Regions from separate parts of the Homo sapiens genome. Here region 1 is linked to region 2. Evidence: chromatin loops called from intact Hi-C (ENCODE). Cell type or tissue: heart left ventricle. All regions are shown on one strand. Each heading gives the region's core, and the rest is flanking DNA. Links, peaks and the distances in the headings are about the cores only.

Evidence for each region. Peaks named below come from ENCODE experiments on the same cell type or tissue, not always from the same donor. Only the 100,000 strongest peaks of a DNase experiment are listed, where the experiment ranks them.
Region 1: a loop joins it to region 2, with 2.0 times the contacts of the local background. A loop is called at or near these places in 2 of 110 quality-filtered maps.

The regions. Positions count from the first base shown.
Region 1 is chr5:128,399,568-128,409,137 of GRCh38, forward strand. FBN2 (fibrillin 2) reads right to left here. Exons shown (of 65, transcript NM_001999.4): 8 at 9,107-9,232. Among named protein-coding and RNA genes, the nearest start is that of FBN2, 130 kb to the right of the region's middle. In heart left ventricle, for the core only: no CTCF peak of the experiment used is centred there; no DNase peak of the experiment used is centred there.
Region 2 is chr5:128,339,529-128,350,233 of GRCh38, forward strand. FBN2 (fibrillin 2) reads right to left here. Exons shown (of 65, transcript NM_001999.4): 22 at 10,427-10,477; 23 at 9,819-9,944; 24 at 5,829-6,056; 25 at 4,857-4,982. Among named protein-coding and RNA genes, the nearest start is that of FBN2, 190 kb to the right of the region's middle. RefSeq lists an enhancer at 5,511-6,710. In heart left ventricle, for the core only: no CTCF peak of the experiment used is centred there; a DNase peak (open chromatin) is centred at 5,953; H3K27ac peaks cover 842 bases.

The DNA of each region.
Region 1 (9,570 bases), core at 1,571-9,570, 59 kb after region 2:
TGAGCAAAAAATATTAAATAAGTGGGTAAATCTAAATAAGTACTAACATATTAAACAATAATGATTAAGTTGTCACACATAGGAATGGCAATATACTAGATTTTAAAAAGTTGTGAGGGGAAGATCAAAGTTTAACCACTTAAATATTCTTTTATTATTTATATATAGGCAAACATACAGGTAATTTTAAATATGCATCTTAAAACAGCTAGGATAGCCACTGAAGCAACAGAAATAAAGTACATAACTTCTTAACAAATAGGAGAAAGAGAATCGAGTTCACGGCAGCAGGTCGGGGGGATCCTGAACAAATCTAAAAGAAACCAAGAAAGGAGAAAAAAATACAAAAAAAGTAAGATAAGTAGGAAGCACAAGGACTATGGTAAAAATAAAAACAAATATATCAGTAATATAATAAATACACATGGATTTAAATCTCAACTGAAGAGACAAAGATTTACAGACTGTAAAAATAAAACAAAAAATAGATATAGGCTGTTTAAAAGAAATGCATTTAAAACATAAGGAAGAGGAAAGATTGAGAGGGAAAATACATAGTAGGTATATACTTAAAGCTTCTGCTACCAGAAGCTTTATTTTTTGGTTTATTTTGTGATACAAAACAAACCAGAGTATACTAAGATATTTTGTGATACAAAATAAACCAAAAGAAAATATTTAGAAATAGACCACAAATAAAGAAAAAAAAATAGAGTCAATACATAATTTTAAAACGGTTCAATTCACCAGGAAAATATGGCAGATACTTTTAAACATTTATCACTTATAGCATAAGATCAAACTATATAAAATAAAAAATTACTAGACTACATGGAGAAACTGAGAAATCTACCTCCACAGTGGAATATTTACATGACTTTTTCAGTAATAGATATAGTAGACAAAATTCTGTAGGTACAAAGAAAATTTGAATAGTACAGTTGTTTGATCTAATGGATATATCTACAATCTGGCACCCATCAATTGGAGAACACCCATCTTTTTCAAGTCCATAGGGAAGATTTATAAAAATAAATCATTTGTTAAACCATGAAGCAAATACTGTACCAGAATATTTCCAAGAATTGGTATCAACTGGTAATATTCTTGGACCACAATGTATGAAATGAAGTTGGAAATCAATAACAAAATAAACAAGAAAACATCCTATACTTCTAAACAATTCATGGACCAAATACAGTAACACATTTTATACATAAGGTAATATGTATAAAAATGCTGATATGGTTTGGTTGTGTCCCCACCCAAATCTCAACTTGAATTGTATCTCCCAGAATTCCCACATGTGGTGGGAGGGACCCAGAGGGAGGTAACTGAATAATGGGGGCCGGTCTTTCCCATGCTATTCTCATGGTAGTGACTAAGTCTCACAAGATCTGATGGGTTTATCGGTGGTTTCTGCTTTTGCTTCTTCCTCATTTTCTCCTGCTGCTGCCATGTAAGAAGTGCCTTTCACCTCCTGCCCTGATTCTGAGGCCTTCCCAGCCATGTGGAACTGTAAGTCCAATTAAACCTCTTTTTCTTCCAAGTCTCTGGTATGTCTTTCTCAGCAGTGAGAAAACAGACTAATATAAATGTCAATCAAAATGTTGCAAGTACTTATCAGGAATCCATTCTATACCAATCCCCAGACTTTGGGAGTATGCAATGATATTGAGAGGGGTTCACAAATGCATATTTTCATTGAACACTGCAATGTAACACTTAACAGTTTATTGGCACTACCATGATTCACATTTATGAATATGCCACTATAGCTAATAAAATCCAAATTCATTTATCATTATTACTAAATATCCAAGAACATTTTCATTATGTATGCTCTCACGAATATTAAATTATCATAATGTGAGGATCTGAAGTACATTTTTTATGTTAAAGAGAGGTCTTTAAATTAAAAAAATTAATAGCTGGCTGGGCACAGTGGCTCACACCTGTAATCCCAGCACTTTGGGAGGCCGAGGTGGGTGGATCACAAGGTCAGGAGATAGAGACCATCCTGGCCAACATGGTGAAACCCCATCTCTACTAAAATACAAAAAATTAGCCCAGCGTGGTGGCACGTTGCTGTAGTCCCAGCTACTTGGAAGGCTGAGGCAGGGTAATCACTTGAACCCGGGAGGTGGAGCTTGCAGTGAGCCGATATCACGCCACTGCACTCCAGCCTGGTGACAAAGCAAGATTCCGTCTCAAAGAAAAAATAATACTAATAATAACCATTGTTCTACACAGTTTGGAAACCTCTGGTCAGTCCTGTAATACATGTACTGAAGGAAACTAAGTCATAGGTGAGAGGGTAGAGAGGCAGCAACAGAGGACTGCAAAGTAAATTGTAACTTTTTTCATAAATTCTACAATTAGCTTTTTCTAGTAACAAAAAGGAGGCAGGCAACCTACTTCTCATTTCTTGAGCCAAAACCTACCAGGATGAGACATACACTGGTGTAGCATCTCACAGTTAAGGTCTCCAAAAAGGCATATTTCAAAGCAAATCAGAGGCTGGGAATTACCTCTCTTTCCTTTGTATGAAATTTCATGGCCCTTAGAAAGCACTGTATTAAAAAATGTATCATGTGGAAAAATATTTGAAATAAAAAAGAGGCACCTGTTAGAAACAAGAGTTGTCCAGGCACACTATTCCTTGAAACAGGGAATCATTAGGGGCAAAGCCAGATGAAAGCCTGTAAAAACAAAATCCCTCTAATGCTTGCTATATGTTTAACTGTAGAACCAATGTGTCCTAAGTAATGAAAACAAGTCTATTCCTCTAATCATTTTCTATCGCCCTTACTACATTTCCTGAACAAGGCTTACAAGGAGTCATATTTACAGTCACACCGAGAAACAGGAAGTAATTCATCTCCTCTGATTAAAATATAAATCTATTTTGAAACGTAATAAAGGTACACTTATCAGAGTTTGTTTCATAGCTTGACATTTTGTGTAAACTTGATTTAAGAGAACTAATGGTTAATTATACAATGTGATGAAAACTTGGCAAAAATTGGGGATTGTATGTTGAAATAAATGTCTCCTGTGGAATTAGGTTTGCTCATTAAGAAATGAAGGGTTCAGCCAGAAAACACCAATGAGATTAGCCCAGGTCAGAACAATAGTGATAGACAGTAGGTGTTCGGTAAATAGCAGCCATTGTCTCATGCTTGTCTCCTGAGACTGGATGCCTGCACTCACCTCTTTGATGGTCTGGTTCCAGCCTGGGCTCCCCTTGATTGATTTTGCGGATTCTTACTATTCCTAAAATACTTTCATGTTTACATTGTTTAAGAGTAACTATAGAACTAGGAGCAATGAAAAGGAACCACTGTGGATCCCAGGTTTATTTCTTCCTTTAAAATAGTGAATGACGGGCTTCTTCCTCACTGTAAGGAAAACTTCTCCTTCTAACACACTTCTTCCTTTCTTAATTAAAACTGATATCCTCATACTCTTTCATTTCTGGTTCCCTCTTTAGTTAAATAATTTTGGGTTCTCCAAGTGTTTTGTTTCAAATGCACACATGCATGTGGAATCAACAGCCAGCGTTACATAGAGTGCTGTGTAATACATAAATAATTCTGTACCTTGCCCTTTTCTTGAAAAAGGAAAAAAAAAACCCATATACTGGTCATCACTTCTGCCTCAAACTTTCTTTTATATTGGTATTATATTTTTTCACATTATGTTTTCAGGTTTTGTTTTTTCAAGAATACTCCACAGCAGTATTGTGCACTAACACGTTTGGAAAGCTTGAGGAAATGCCTTAGCATGCTGTGGCACCATCATATTACTGGAAGAATTTCTAAATGCTTAATCCCATTTTCTGAACTTAACTGGCCCTTTTGGGTCCCTGTGCTTAGGGTCCTTTCTCACCCTGTGTACACAATAGCAGCAGACACATTATCCTGCACACAGAAGTTGCTCACTGCTCTTTGCCAACGCGTTATTTATTGCTGGCTGCCAGCCATTCTTCTGTGCCTATATAACAATGTGCAAATTAGGTATTAATCATTCCTTGGACATGACCATGACAGTTACTTCCAAAATGACTTAAGGCTTATTAAGTAGTGCTATTTAAAACGCTTTTTAGAGAAATATTATTAGGTACGTTTTAACTCCTTTTTTTTTTGGAACTGGCACATGTTAGTGCTCTATGCTAAAAAACAGTTCTTTCCTGGATATATAAAAAGATGATTAAACACACTAGATAGATAAACAAATCAGAAATTTGACTTTTATATTTAGTATACAATGAAAGCGGAAAATTATCGTGTCTTATAATTAAATTGCCTGGTTAAACTCTCCTACCATGTGAAACTGTTTTCCAGCACACAAAAGAAATAGGATCAAGTTTACTGATGCTTTGTCATGTGGTATACACTCAGAATATCTGTGTTAACTAGAATAAGAAATTAAGACAAAATTCAGCAAATGTCACTTTCAGCACATGTGAGCTCTCAGAATAAAGCTGCAGATAACACGCAGTTTAGTATTAAAAAGAGCTTTAAGTTCATCCAACTCTTTATTAGCATACATGTGGTTAGAAAATAAATAGCGTGCAAATATCTCCAACATATATAATTCAACCAAATAAATTCAATCTGAGAAAATACAGACTCAGAATTTTAGAAATCAAAGATCTCGTACACATTAATATGTTAGATTAATTTTTTCTCATGTATGGAAAACACATACTTATTCCAAATGTAACATAGTTATTCAAAACATTTTTAAGCTGCTTACTTAATTATAACACTGGTTTTGTAATTCTGGAGAGCCATTCTCCCTTCCCTAGAGACCTTCCTTTGTTCCTAGTGTTCAGGATGTTGATAGTGAAATGAATGGGACTCCTGGTTAGTGCAGGACTTAGCTTTCCGAACCTCAAGTTAGCTCTTGCTTTATGAGCATCCAGGACCGTAATTCAGTGGCACGACATCATGTCCAAAGAGATGCCAAAGGCTGCAAGGCCGCTATAATCAACATGAAGTTCTTACATTCAATATCATCTCATTCATTCATTTGCTGGTTTTCCTGTTCATTCAGAAAAGATTTACTCAGCACAAACTTCTATGCAAGATGCCTATTACATAAAGCCCAGGGTCCATGAAGCTGCATAAGACAGGGCCTAACAAAGCCCACAGTCTAGCCAGTGAGTAACGCAGAAGTACCTGTGACAATGCAGTAAACCCTAAAATGAAGCAAATGAAAACATATTTCATTTCATTTCAAAATGGTGGGGCTGATTAATTTTGCCCAAGAAGAAAATGTAGTTTAGGTGAAACGGCTACAAAGAAAAGCGATACTGGCCAGAGGTCATGGCTCATGCCTTTAATTCCAGCACTTTGGGAGGTCAAGGCGGGTGGATTACCTGAGGTCAGGAGTTCGAGACCAGCCTGGCCCACACAGGAAAACCCTGTCTCTACTAAAAATACAAACATTAGCCAGCGTAGTGGTGGGTGCCTGTAATCCCAGTTACTCAGGAGGCTGAGGTGGGACAATTGCTTGAACCAAGGAGGCAGAGGTTGCAGCAAGCTGAGATGGTGCCACTGCATTCCAACCTGGGTGACACTGCATTCCAGCCTGGGTGACACAGCTAGACTCCATCTTTAAAAAACAAAAAAGGAAAAGTGATACCTATTTTGGGACTTAAAGGGTGAGCTGGATTTTAATGAGCATAGAAGGGGAAAAACAAGATGCTTCGGGCAGAGGGGGTACTGCTGGCAAAGGCATGGCAGTGTGGTCTTGTACAACAATGAGGGAAATACAAGTGTGAGGTGGCAAGTGGTTAGAGATGACTCAGGAATACAGGTTAGGTAAGGCTTTGAATGTTCAGGTAGAGACTTAGGACTTTATAACATAAGGAGGCAAGAGATAAAAAGAGTTTATCATAATTTTTTGGTAAATCAAAACTCTCCTCTAAGAAAACCCACCTTAGTAAATCATTAGGTACGTTGGTCTTATCTGAATAAAATGAGGATTCATGCTTCTTTTCCAATGCAGAACAAAAATATGAATGCAAGTTTTGTTTGACTAGAGAAAGATTTTGAAATGTAAGTGAGTAAATAAAAAGAAGTAATTTAGAAATGGGGAATAAAACGCTGAAACTTGTTTTGGCAATTCTACCTCATAACTAGTTTCATTTCTCTCTATTCTCAAGCCCCCAACCCTGCATTACAATTTGTTCTCAAAAGCCTTCAATTACTCCACATTGATTACCAAATAAAATACATGTGCTGTATTTGGTATTTCCAGAACTTCACAATAATAACCTCACTTCCTTCTCCAGGCATATTTCTTCTAGCAATATTCTAGGAGACAAGTTTCCGGAAGCCAGGTTCTACAGCACCCAGACAACAGTGTTCAATGACGACTCCCACGGCGACGTTTCTCCTAAAGAGTTGAATCTATACCTATTCCAAGCTGATTATTTTGTGTTCGCATATGCACGTGTGCATAAACATATTATTTTCCTATAGAGTTCAAGAAAATCAAGCCAGATGTAGGTAGTTGCACTAATTTTCAACTCTCATAGAAAGCTGACAGCCAAATTATAAAGTAGTTCTCCCTTATCTGCGGGGGATACGTTTTAAGATCTCCAGTGGATGCCTGAAACCTTGAATGGAGCTGAATCCAACTGCTTTCAATTTGAACACGTTTCTGTTCATATCTTCCACCCACAAATTTAATTCCTTTTCCATCTTAACTACACTTATCACACATTGTGGCTGTAACTTTTGCAGTGTGAGGTGCAATAACAAAACTAACATGAAATTCTTTTTCTTCATTCACAATTTCATGGATAGACTTGTTCTTACCATAGATCTTAGCAACCTCAGCATACGATTTCTTTCCTTTCCTTGCTAAGTAGAGAACTTCCACCTGTTCACTTAAAAGAAGTACTTTATGGCTTCTCATTTTATATATATCTGAATTGCTAGCATCAATACTCTTGGGTTCAGGGGCCATGATGAAGTATAATAAGGTCACTTGCACATAAGCACTGCGATACTGTCAGTTGGTCTGATAACTGAGATGGCTACTAAGTGACTAGTGGGTGCGGAGCCTATACAGCATGGATATGCTGGGAAAAAGAGGAGTCATACCCTGGACGGGCTGGTGTGAAAGTTCACTGTGCTACTCAGAATGATGTACAATTTAAAATTTATGAATTGTTTATTTCTGGAATGTTCCATCTAATATTTTTGAATCACAGTGGGAACTGCAGAAAACAAAACCATGGAAAGTGAAACCGTGGATAAGGGGGAATTAGAGTATTAAATGAATCAAACTTACTACACAGTGAGCCAACTGGCAACAGTAACCCTAAAATAGTTTATCTGCTCAGTTATACAGACTTAATATTTCACGAAAAATGATTTACCTAATGCAAGATAGAAACTCTGATTCATCTGTAAAACACAAACAATTCTCATTCAAAGACACGACATGAGGCTCCCAACAGACATCTTACTTCTCAAAGCAGGCTGTTAGCATGACAGTGAAGAAATCAGTCATGCTGGAGGCCCTGACATCTAGCCACAGGATCTCCACAGCCTTAAAGTGGGTAAATGGTAGTTCAGTGTCACAGTAGCACAAGAGGCTGGAGTCAGAGAGGTCAGGATTTGAATCCTGGCTCCATTCATTGGCTGCAAAACACTGGGCAAGTCACTTAACCTCTCTAAACCATATTTCTTTTATTTGTAAATTTGGAATAACTATACTTATCACACAGGGCTATTAGAAGGACCATATGACATATTTATATAGGTCCAGAGCAGGCATATCCTCCTCCTCCTCTTAATAAGAATAATAATGAAGAATATTTTATTGGACACTTATTAGAAGAAACTGAAGTGTAGAGAAGATGGTAGCTTGCCTGACTCCTCACAGCTATGAGATAATGAGGTAGTGGAGAAGCCCAGTGCCTTACACACGGTATGTGTAATATCTTAAATGACAGCTATTATTTTTACTACTACTACTGTTTCTTCTATTACTGCTATTAGTAGGCTTCTACTGTTATTTATGATGACAATATGGCATTCTGAAGGCAGGATTTGTATCTCTTATGTTCACTGCTGGATGACCTGATATATCAGTACATTTAATCAAATGAATTCAGGCCACAGTCCTTTTATTGGTGGCCTACGACTTCTAGCTTACATCCTTGACTCTGTATTTCCATCTCATCAACTCAGTTCTCTTGGGCACATGAGAATCATCAGGGAATCATCAAGACCTACAGAGATCCTGGCAGTTGGTTGCTGACATACTAACTGCCTGGTTTGGGGAGAGAGAGACACTGCCCAAACGGCCACCCTCTAGTGGACCAAACAACACCATTCTTTAAGTATTGGATTAATTTTCCTAATTCCTGCACTACATGAATCTTTAGTGCCAGTAAAGATAACAGTGCCTCTTTTTTCCTCTCTTTTTACCTATTGTCAGCTTAAAATTGGAATAGACTAGGTTAAAAGCTCAGGAAGGGAAATGTGAGGGTAGCTCACTGTGCTGTGATTATGCATCAAAAGACACTTCATAATCTCTATGCTCGCAATAAGACAGATGTCTAAGCCTTGCTCAATAACAGATTACCTTCACCATGACTGTAGCACTATTGCATCTTTCTAAATAAACAAGGGAGAGCATACAATGGTTTTAATTTGAATATATTTAAACACAAAATTAAAGGTGTCTTTTTTGTATAGTAACTATTTTCAATAGAATAAACAAGTTCTAAGTAAATAAGATGTTAATAACATTCATGATTCATAGCACAAAAGAAGCTTTAATTACTACATTCTGTCTCCCAAAGCAGATTTTAAAAAATTTTTCTCGTGCCTTTGTGTCTTTCTTTATTCCCAAAATGACTTTGACAACATAAAACAAACCCAGTTGGATTCTGAAACTGAAGTCTTTGCAAAGAGTACCTGGTCTATCAATCCCTCAATACTGGTACCGTTTACATTAAACAACTCATTCAGCCATTTCTTCAATATTTTATAATCGTTGCCATCTTCATACCTGTTTGGGCTGTTTTGTCATTATAAAGACCCAGTGTATTGAGCCTTCAAAATGCGAGGCTTACCGATGCATCGAGAGCCATCTGTTGAGGTTACATATCCACGTGGACAAACACAAAAATAGCTTCCCACGGTGTTGGAACATTCACCAGTTTCACATATCCCAGGAATGATGCTGCACTCATCAATGTCTAATCAAGGGAAGAAGGAGAAGATGATTGAGAAAGGCCTTCATTAAATAGCTTTTAAAAGAGATTTTTTTTTTAAGAGTATGAGAGCATTCATGGTTGATTAGGTCAGATCATATAACCCTGAAGATACTCTTGTTTCAGGCCCCAAAGAATTTCTCACACATATCTATGGGAACTGAGATGAAAGTAAACTCCCATGGCAGTTAAAACAAGGCCAACTAAAGCAGAACTCTATACCCTTTTTTAAAAATGCAATTTAAATTGGAAATAAGTAAAGATGTCAATGTTTTAGTTTCCATTCTACATCAACTAGGGAATTATCCTACTAGAGCCTTTAA
Region 2 (10,705 bases), core at 2,543-10,542:
GTATGATGGCACCACTGTACTCCAGCCTGGGTGACAGAGGGACAACCTGTCTCAAAAAAGAAAAGAAAAAGAAAAAGAAAGAAATGTTAACAGAAGGATGAACCCTGCAACTGTGGTATGGGCTGAATGAGGCAGGTGGTAAATGAGGCAGCCAGGCCCCCATGGAATGAAACCTCATGTGTGACTGGAAGACAGTGCTGGTCTACTACACTAGCCCATGCCACCCCAGGTCGCAGCATGTGAAGGCAGGGCCCCTGTCTCTGTGCAGGAGGGACTGGCAAACCCCAGAGAGACAGGCAGCCACGACGGACCAACCCTGAGCCAGAGAGCACACATAGGGCAGGGCCATGGTGTGTGCCCCAATTTGTGTTTTTGTGTCATATTCAGATGTAAAGAGCTTATTGATTTAGTAAGCCCTTTGGTGACATGAGCTGTCACCAACACCTGAGGACTGTGTGGGTGAGTTTGTTTCCTCTTTTTATATATTACAGTAAATAATCTTCAGCAACTATATTCTCAAACACAGGGTTCTCTGAGAAATCTCCTATGCTTATAACTAAGATTTTTAATAGAGAAGTCATGTCTATATAAAATATGTTTAAGAAAACATGACCTATTTACAAATGTTTTAGTCCAAAAATCAAAAGTTTTTAATCTAAAAATCTGTCAGTGGGGAAAAATGCCCCACTACGATCTCTTTATTTTGATGAACTTAATTTTGAAGTTTTAAAATCACAGGATTTAGTGCATAATTTGTGCATGTTCTCTTGAGAGGGGGGTCTCAGTCTCTGCTTTCTGCCAGCTTTTACTTAGTTTTTCTGTATTTATTTCTCCAATTACAGGAGTCTTTATTTATTTCCCTCATTACTGGCCATGTGAAAAAAATGTAAATACTTTCTTTTAAACAAACATATTAACAGAATTTATTGATTCAATTAAGTAGCTAACAATATGTATATTAATTTTCTTTCTATCTATCAGTATCTAGGACTGGTGTTAAGAGTCATATGAGGAATGTGTTCTAGGGTGGAGCAGGGACAATCTTTGGCTAATGTGATGTGGTGGGAGTTTCATAGTATAAACAGTGTGGATTCTAGAACCAGATACCTGGCTACAAATCCCAGTCTGTCATCTACTGAGAACAGGGCCTTGGGAAAATCATTTAGTCTCTCTGTGCCTCAATTTCCTTATTTGTCATAGAATCCACCTCATAGAGTTAAATGACTATTTGTTAAGTGCTGAGAACAGTGCCTGTCTCATAGAAAGTGCTCTCTCTTTCTCTCTCTCTCCCTCTCTCTCTCTCTCTCTATATATATATGCAAACTTCTCTGCTAAGAATGGGTAATTTGGAGGGTGTGGCTTTTGAATTGGTTCTTGAAGGTTGTACAGAAATGCTAGCTTTAAAGATACAGAATAGAGAGGCAAGAGATGAAGCGCACCGGTGAAGAGAAAGGAAGCATTTCAGGGAGCAGTAAGCCACAGATTGGCTGGACTGGAGAGGCTGACAATGAGTGTGGGTACAGGACGGACCGGTAGGATTACTAAAAGCCCCCAGCATGGGAGGAGACCGGCCCTTCCTGCTGTGAAGATGAGAGCCAACAATTTTCCACAGAACTTCACAGTATATCCAGAGCAATGCAGCCCTGTCAATGTGTTAGAGACATTAAGCAACTTTGGCTAATTTCACAACAAAGGAAGAGGTGGGGTCAGAACTGGAAGAACCCTGAGCTTCTTTATCCAGCACCAGGATTGCCTATACCAGTGGAAGTTGTTCAGTGGGAAGTTACACAATCCAGCCCTGCTTGGATGGTTAACCTGGGTTGTGGCAGTGAAGGATTTGACCGTGGGAACTTAACAGGTTGGGAGATCCTGGAGGAGTCTGTGATACAGTAGATACTGTGACATGTCACCCAGGTCCCTCTTCAGGAAAGAAGGACTTACTCCCCCTCCCCGTCAGCTATTGGTAGTGTCGCTGGCAGAAAGCCCTCAGATGCCCACTATTCTAAGAGGACCTCTTCCCCCATTCCCTGGGCAGCTGTATCCCAAGATTGGTCCTGCAGGTACCTAACTGCATGGCTTCCATGCCCTACTCAAGGCAACTCTGATGGGCCATCCCAGTTCCAGAACTCCCAGTGGCATGGGCTGAGGACTTCAGTGGGACTGCATCATAGCCCCATTTCTTTCTCTGCCCACTTCTGCTTTCCTCCCTTCCCTTCCTCATTGTTCATCCCAGGAGCAAGCCCCGATAAACTTCCTGAATGCTCTTCTCTGCCTTGGAGTCTGTTTCCTGAGGAGCTTAACCTGCCTCTGTCTGAAGAAATATCACAGGTAATTGAAATAGCCAGTTTAATGAAAGAATTCGCATAACTTTTTCACTTTGGGAGAGAGAGACATCAAAATTCAATTGGAGGCTTCAATCCTGTTCAAAATTATACTCCTAATGCATACAGGGAAGTCCCTAGTAGGATAAAGTACAGGGTAGGGGGAAGAGCAAAGAAAGATCAAAACAAAGACAAACTTTCCAGATGGGAAGTTATAAATGTGGGAGTGAAACTCAGGAAGAACAGAGAGAGTTAGAGACAGGGTCTGGGAGTCAGCTCAGCAGAGGCCATCTCTGAAGTCATGATGGTAGATGAAACTCTGAGAGGCAAGACGCTGAGTAGAGGACTCTGGCAACACCCAAGAAATGGGAAAGGCAAGAAGAATCTGTAGAGGTTAGAGAAGAAACATCATCTGCATAGAAGGATGATCAAGACCGGAAAATACCACAGAAACTAAGAGAAAAGAAAATCTCAAGGAGAGATTTGGCAAGCAGAGGTCCAGGAGAGATGTTTTAACACCACAAAGATGTTTTGCAAGAGTAGATGAGTATACATGTATGTGCCTGAGTGACAGAGGGCAAAAGTCAAAATTACAGGACAAATGGCTGGTTGAAAGAGAGGGGTGAGACTTACCAGCAGGAAAACGGGATGGTAGCTTGAGAGAAAAGAAGGGCTGAGGAGATATTTTGAACCTGTGTATAAGTTGAGGAACAGGAAGCAGGGAAGAGGAGATGCTAGAGAGAGGAGAGAGGAGCGAACCTGCTGAGACAACCCAGAGCAGGAGCTGGGAAGGAGGGAAAAGAGGAGTTAACCCCAAATCCAGGTAGAGCATCACACCTCATTCTCTGTCACCGGAGGAGAGGGAGTGGGGGATAAAGGAGATTTTTTTTTTTTTTGAGATGGAGTTTTGCTCTCATTGCCCAGGCTGGAGTGCAATAGCACGATCTCGGCTCACCAAAACCTCCGCTTCCTGGGTTTAAGCGATCCTCCTGCCTCAGCCTCCCGAGTAGCTGGGATTACAGGCATGTACCACCATGCCCGGCTAATTTTGTATTCTTAGTAGAGACGGGGTTTCTCCATGTTGGTCAGGCTGGTCTCAAACTCCTGACCCCAGGTGATCTGCCCGTCTCGGCCTCCCAAAGTGCTGGGGTTACAGGCATGAGCCACCATGCCCAGCGGGATAAAGGAGATGTTATCACTAGAGAGGAGGCTGTGTGAGAAGGATGCAGGCAATCAGATTTATTCTCAATGAAGGAGAACGGTAATAGATGGGGGTGGAGGGTAGAGGAGAGGGCATGTAAGTCAGGGAAGAGGTTTAGAAGCAGTGCTGAGAGGAATTCAGAAAGTGATGAATGGAGGTGAATATGAGTGTTGTCAAGCAGCTTCAAGGACTTGGAGGTGAATGCAGTAATCTCAGGCAGCACTCCTCAGACTCTCCCAGCCAAGTGCAACAGCCAGAGTGGAGAAAACAGGTGAGGGGATGAAGCTCTGGAGACTGGCACAGGGCTTGAGCAGACTTCAAGGCAGCAGGACTTCAGAAAGCCAGATGGACAGCTGTGAAAAGCTCAGAGATAGCCTTGGCTGAGGAGGCACAGGAAAGAGCCAAGAAAGATGTGGCCGTGAGGTCAGGAAGAAGGAGCAGGCAGGAGGGAGTGCGATAAGGGGAAATCCCATGGAGAATACGAACAAAGAGAGTGCTGAGAACGAGATCCTGAAGACACAGCTCAAGGGTCTGGAACAACATGGTATACTAATAGAAAAAGTTAGAACTTCACATCTTGTTCAAAGAGAATGTTATGGGTATGGATGGTGACTGAAAACTAATATTAAGATTCCTGTTCACAGATGAGGAAAAGAAGTAATAACTTCTATATCACAAACCTTAAAATCTTTAAGAGAACACTACTCAAGTTTATATAATTCTTGTGGATTTAATGACTGTATTTCTTTAGTAGTCATATATTTTGAAAATCATATTTGTATGCTGTTCCTAAATATAAAACAAACAGCATTTTCATGATGTTTTGCAGTTCTCTCACAACGAGTTTATTTGGAGAACTGGTTTAAGTGTAGAGAAAAGAAATTTAAAAAATTTACAGAGCTGGATGCCGTGGCTCAAGCCTGTAATCCCAGCACTTGGGGAGGCCAATGCAGGAGGACCACTTGAAGCCAGGAGTTTGAGGCCAGCCTGGGAAGCAAAGTGAGACCCCATCTCTTAAAATAAATAAATAAATAAATAATTAACTTTTTAATTAGCTGTGCATGGTGGCGCACACCTGTGCTCCCAGTTACTTGGGAGGCTGAGGTGGAGGGACTACTTGAGAACAGAAGTTTGAAGTTACAGTGAGCCATGATCATGTCTCTGCACTCCAGCCTGGGCGACTAAGTGAGACCTTTTCTCTAAAAAGAAATTAATAAATAAATAAAAATTTTCATGTTCTCAATGAGAGGATTAGCTTTTTAGGGCAGTCCTTTCAAACAGAGTAAAGGAAAGACAGCCAGAGTTTATCAAATAAAACAGCAGAACCATCTTACCCGTGCAGTTTCTTTCCTCCATGTCTAGAGCAAAGCCACTATTGCAACGGCATTTGAAGCTTCCGATTGTATTTCTGCACTTCCCATAAGTGCACATCCCAGGAAATGCTTTGCATTCATTGATGTCTAAAAGCAGAATGAAGCCAGAATGTAGAGCCGGTTGATATAAACGATTAGGTCCATCACTTTAAGTTAAAAATCTATCATGATGGACAACAGTAATGCATCCAAGTAAAAAACAGGGCTACTAAATGTTTCAGTGATCACACTGATATCACACAGGAAGTTTCAATATGGTGAAAAAGATCTTATATTCTTTTTTTTTTTTTTTTTGAGACAGAGTTTCACTGTTGTTGCCCAGGCTGGAGTGCAATGGCACAATCTTGGCTCACTGCAACCTCCACCTCCCAGGTTCAAGCGATTCTCCTGCCTCAGCCTCCCGAGTAGCTGAGATTACAGGCGCGAGCCACCACGCCCGGCTAATTTTTGTATTTTTAGTAGAGACGGGGTTTCACCATGTTGGTCAGGCTGGTCTTGAACTCCTGACCTCAGGTGATCCACCCACCTCAGCCTCCCAAAGTGCTAGGATTATAGGCGTGAGCCACCACGCCCGGCCAAAGATTCTATATGCTTAAGAAAGAGTTCTGATTCCTTTATTTCTCACTACTTGTTTTATAAAGATAAGTGGGAATAGGTAACTTTTTGCTACAGATGTAGCTATCAGGGCGACATCTCCGGTTGCAGAGGAACAAAGAGTAGAAGAGAAAGATAAGCAATCTGTTTTATCTCTTTACTTCAATGCCATCTTATAGGGGATTTATACTCTTGGGACAGAACATTGGTCACAAAACCTAAGTTTAACTGAGAAAATAAAGTGGGAAGTCAAACATTTAAAGCAAAACCAATTCTCAGAGAATGTGGAAGGCTTCCTGTTGGTGAAGAAGGACCAAGGCGCTGGCCGCAGGCAGTTACCTTTGTAAAATGGCCGCCCAGTAAGAACATCCCCTCGGTTAGCAAAGCCAGCCCCGCGGGGGCACAGCGTCTCGTATTCCTTGGTGCCAGGTTTGGGGCACTCCTCACACTCGGTGCCCCAAGCCGCCCCGACAGCACAGCAGCAGGCATCCATGCGGAACTTTCCAGGAACGGGGTGGATGCATTCATCTTCATCCCACTTCAAGTAACACTGCTCCATGCGAATATCTACACCGAGAACGAAATCACAGGGTGAGAATGAGTTGAAACATCCATTGAACAGTCACATGTCAAGCGTCTGCTCAGCACCAGGCATCATGCAGGACCCTTGCGGTGTACTGGTGGGCAAGATGCAGTCCCTGACCTCCTGGAATGGACTCCATAATGACAGTCATTTAAGGAGAACAAAGGTGAGATCCTCTTCAGTCTTAATTCTCACAAGAAACCCTCAGGAAGAAAAGGTCCTCTCATGAGATGACTGCTTCATGTCTATTACTCCTTTTTTGTATTGTTCACTTTAGAAAAGGTAAGATAATTTTAATGATAATTCTTCCTGTTCAGAGAATTGCTTCAAGTGCCTTTTAAGCAGCCCTGTCAGATCCCATTCATAAACAGTAAATGATCGGCTATAATCTATTTGCCAATTTGTTACAACTATTAAGATCACTACAAAAGAAAGTGTTATAATATTATTACATTTAAAGTTTTTTTTTTTCTCCTGCCAACTTTACCTTTTGCATCATGGTTTTTCCCTGGATTATGTGAATTTTCCGTTTTAAGGGACCAATTATTTGTTTAAATGTCACATTTTCCCTCCAACTTCAAAACAGACCAACATTTCAGTGCTTAGCCTGTGCTAGCCAGGACCTTAGAATATCTATAAACAGTCGCCTACATCTAAAAATAGAGTAGACCAGAATGGTCTATAAATAACATGTTCATCTGTTAGCAAATAGATTTATTTTCAAATCATACTAAAGCACTTGGCTGTTTAATTACAAATATGGATAATGAGTTTGGAAACGGTTCCTTAATCAAATAGCATGATTTCTTTGATAAGAACATTTTAAGACATTAAATCCTTTCCAGAAGCTGAAAACTGTCTAACGGAGGGAATGAGATCCCTGATGGAAATGTACACATAAAAATTAATGTTTACTACTTTAGTTACTGTCAATATTGATTCTTTCAAGTTCTAAAAGGTAATGAGTTACATTTCTGAGTACTGGAATTAAAAAGTTCTATTTTTTTTCTTTCTTTCTTTCTTTTGAGATGGAGTCTCACTCTGTTGCCCAGACCAGGTGTGGCGTGGTGGCTCATGCTTATAATTTCAGCACTTTGGGAGACTGAGGCAGCTGGATCACCTGAGGTCAGGAGTTCGAGACCAGCCTGGCCAACATGGCGAAAACCCATCTCTACTAAAAATACAAAAATTAGCTGGGCATGGTGCTGGGTACCTGTAATCCCAGCTACCTGAGAAAAAGTCCTATTTTTAAGGAAAAAATAACTGTGGTAAATGTTTATTTTGATTCAGCAGACTGAATGTAGATATCTACAGAAGGTGATTCTGTCTTATATATCTACATTAACACAAACCAAAAAGCCACATGCTTTGCCAGTGTGAAGTGTGATAGTAATCCAGCGTCTCATTATCACAGGGCTCTGAGGGGCTAGTCTCCTTATAGCTGGTTCCGTCCCATATGTCAGCAGCTAAGTAAGAATCTTCTCAAGATGTGAAAGTCTTATATAAGTACAGGTGGCCTAAGAACTCTGGCCTGAGTCATACTGTGAGGTTACTGAAGAAACCTGCTCAAGAAGCTCAAGACAAACTAAAAATGTACCATTTCATAGCTTATTGGAATAAACTAGGGTGAGAGGGGAAAGGCATCTGAACTATGCATGTAAAAAGTTATAACAGCCAGGAAGAGCAATCCTGTCTTTAATACTGAGACCTCTATGGATGTTTATATCGGCAATTAAAAGTCAGCACACTACTGAGAACTCTATATTTATATCAGGAATTAAACGTCAGTACACTGGCCACATAAGGCCTATCAATGCTGCGATTGTCCTTGCATGGAAATTAAAATATGAATTTGGAAACCTTTGGATGGTCCATGTTCTCTGAAGTTTGCTGCAGTCCCCACTGCTCCCTGTTGTCGCGTCACTCATTTATATGTTACATGCTTGGCTCCTGCAAGCATCTGAGTTTGGGATCCCTGATTCAGATGAGGTTCTATCAGAGCATTTACCAAAACTTTAGTTCTCAGAATACTTTACATTTTCATGTGCCAGTTGCTTCTTGAAACTTTCTCACATCCCCAGACAGAATTAATTAATATAGCATAATTCAAGTGGTGACAAAAGCATTTAAGCAAAGTACAAGGATGAAGAATCCAATATATCATCTTAGAATATTAAAAAATGCTTTTTTTTTTTTGAGACAGAGCCTCACTCTGTTGCCAAGGCTAGGGTATAGTGGTGCGACCTCGGCTCACTGCAATCTCCACTTCCCAGGTTCAAGCGATTCTCCTGCTTCAGTCCCTCGAGTAGCTGGGATTACAGGCATGCATCACCATGCCCAGCTAATTTTTATATTTTTAGTAGAGACGGGGAGGGGGGGGTTCCCCATGTTGCCCAGGCTGGTCTTGAACTCCTGACCTCAGGTGATCCACCTGTCTCAGCCTCCCAAAGTGCTGGGATTACAGGCGTAAGCCACCACTCCCAGCCATAATTTTGAATAATGTTATTGAAAATTTATTTTGCTGAGTAATAATTTACAATCAATGATATATCTTCATATATTATAGCATTTCATTATAGAAGGTAACTTGATTTCATTAGTCATTTGGCCATACTGATATTATTATTTTTGACATTTTCTTTTTTTAAAATTTCGATAGTTTTGGGGGAATATTTTGTCATTTTCAAATGATACTTATTTCTAAACATTGTAGATCACTTAAAGATAATTTTTAAAATATTTAAAAATCTGAAAGACATTTTCTTTATTTTTGTACTTTGGATATTATGTTTTCTAAATAATTTTGTATGATTTTACAGTCATGCTTCCAATCCAGATTTAAATGTGCTATCAAAAACTGAGTTAAAAATGAAATCTGTTTTAATTATAATAACTGTATGGTATTGCAAACTTTTTTCTTACAGTAAATTTTAAAAATCACTGATATGTAAATACTTTAAAGGTGATTGCATACACCACCACTATTATTTATGCTTTGTCTACATGTCTAAATTTCAAATACAAATCTATGTAAAGTTCTTTTATAAACTAAAAATTTACTGTTCCATAGCTTATTGGGGGAAAAAAAATCTCTGTAGGTAAATGAAAAATTATTGTTACATACAATGAAAATTAATAGAAATTTCTTTTTCAATCATGAAATTCAAGTTCAAACATGACACTAATAAAGAAAAAGGTCAAATCACTATTCCTATAATATGCTGTTGAAAGAAAGAGATTCATCACTACAGATCTTTAAAAAATAAACTATTAAGAAAACTTAAACTCTAATAGCAATAAAGGAAGGACCAGGATCAGTGAATGATTTCAAGCAGAAGCAACATATCTTTGCTCTTGACTTTCCCCACTGTCTTCAGGGTGTAGCTGCAATGAGCTGACAAATGTAAACTTTTAAAATCCTAGTCTCCAACTTTCCTGCTGTGTTCAACATATTCTTACTCTATTAACTCAGTGTGAAAGACTGAACCTGTCTAAATTATCTGGTTAAAGAAATGGAAGATTTTGAGATAGATTTTTGAGCAGTCCCAACTTTTGGCATGAAACAGAAACAATTTCGCATAAATACATTCACTTTTAAAACAGCCTCTAGTGATTTCCCCCTAAATATCTCATTTAAAGCAAGTTTTCTCAAGTACAAACTCTTGTGGTTTTGGACTAGCCACTGCTTAAACAAGGAAATTCATGGCTTGTTTTATACATAGAATACATGAGGGTGTGAATCTTACCCAAACATACACGGCCAGTCCCATCCAACGTAAGGCCTTCAGGGCACTCGCAATGAAAAGATCCCTTACTGTTGACACAGCGTCCATTTGGACAAACGCCAGGGAACACCTCACACTCATTAACATCTGCAGGGAAATGCAGCAAGCAGAGGAGCAAAGATGTTACAAATAGAAAAAGCAGGTGTGGTCCTACTTCCTGTATAGCATTTTCAATCCACATTCAATACAATGTGGATTATTACTTGAGTTAAACAGAAATATTCCACAACCGAGCCACCCGCTTTCCTAGGTACCAGCTGTGAAAATTACCACAGCCTTGCCTGTCCATAAAACATGGCCCAGACATGTGCCTTTCCCAGCTGTTCTGGGCCTTAAAGGCTAGCGATGTCTTCATGAAATTTACACAACTCCATAAAGAGGAGAAACGGGAAACTCTAAGCTCTTTCCTAAGAGAATTATGCTAAAGCATTTGTTGATTACATCGAGTATTTTTATTGAAATGTCAAGGTTTTTGAAAATGATAAATATCTCCAAAGTTTGAGAGTGAATGTTAATTTTACTTACTGCTCAAAAGATGTATAGTATCTTCCAAGGAAGGATACACTCACCTTCACACGTAACACCTTTAATCCTGGCAAGCCCTCTTGGGCAAGCTGTATCTGTAACAACAACAGGACAAATTTTACTTCATTATAGAATAAAATACAACCATGGTATGCTCAAGAAGAAGTATAATGAAATCTAAATGGAACTAAATAAAAAATGCAAGGCAGGGTCTTAGGGTCCAAGGACATCATTGTCCCCTCTTCATTCAGTAGGGCACATGACTTTCTGTGGTAACTCCATTGGTATTGACCTGTATTGAGATTCTCATAATTTTTCCTACA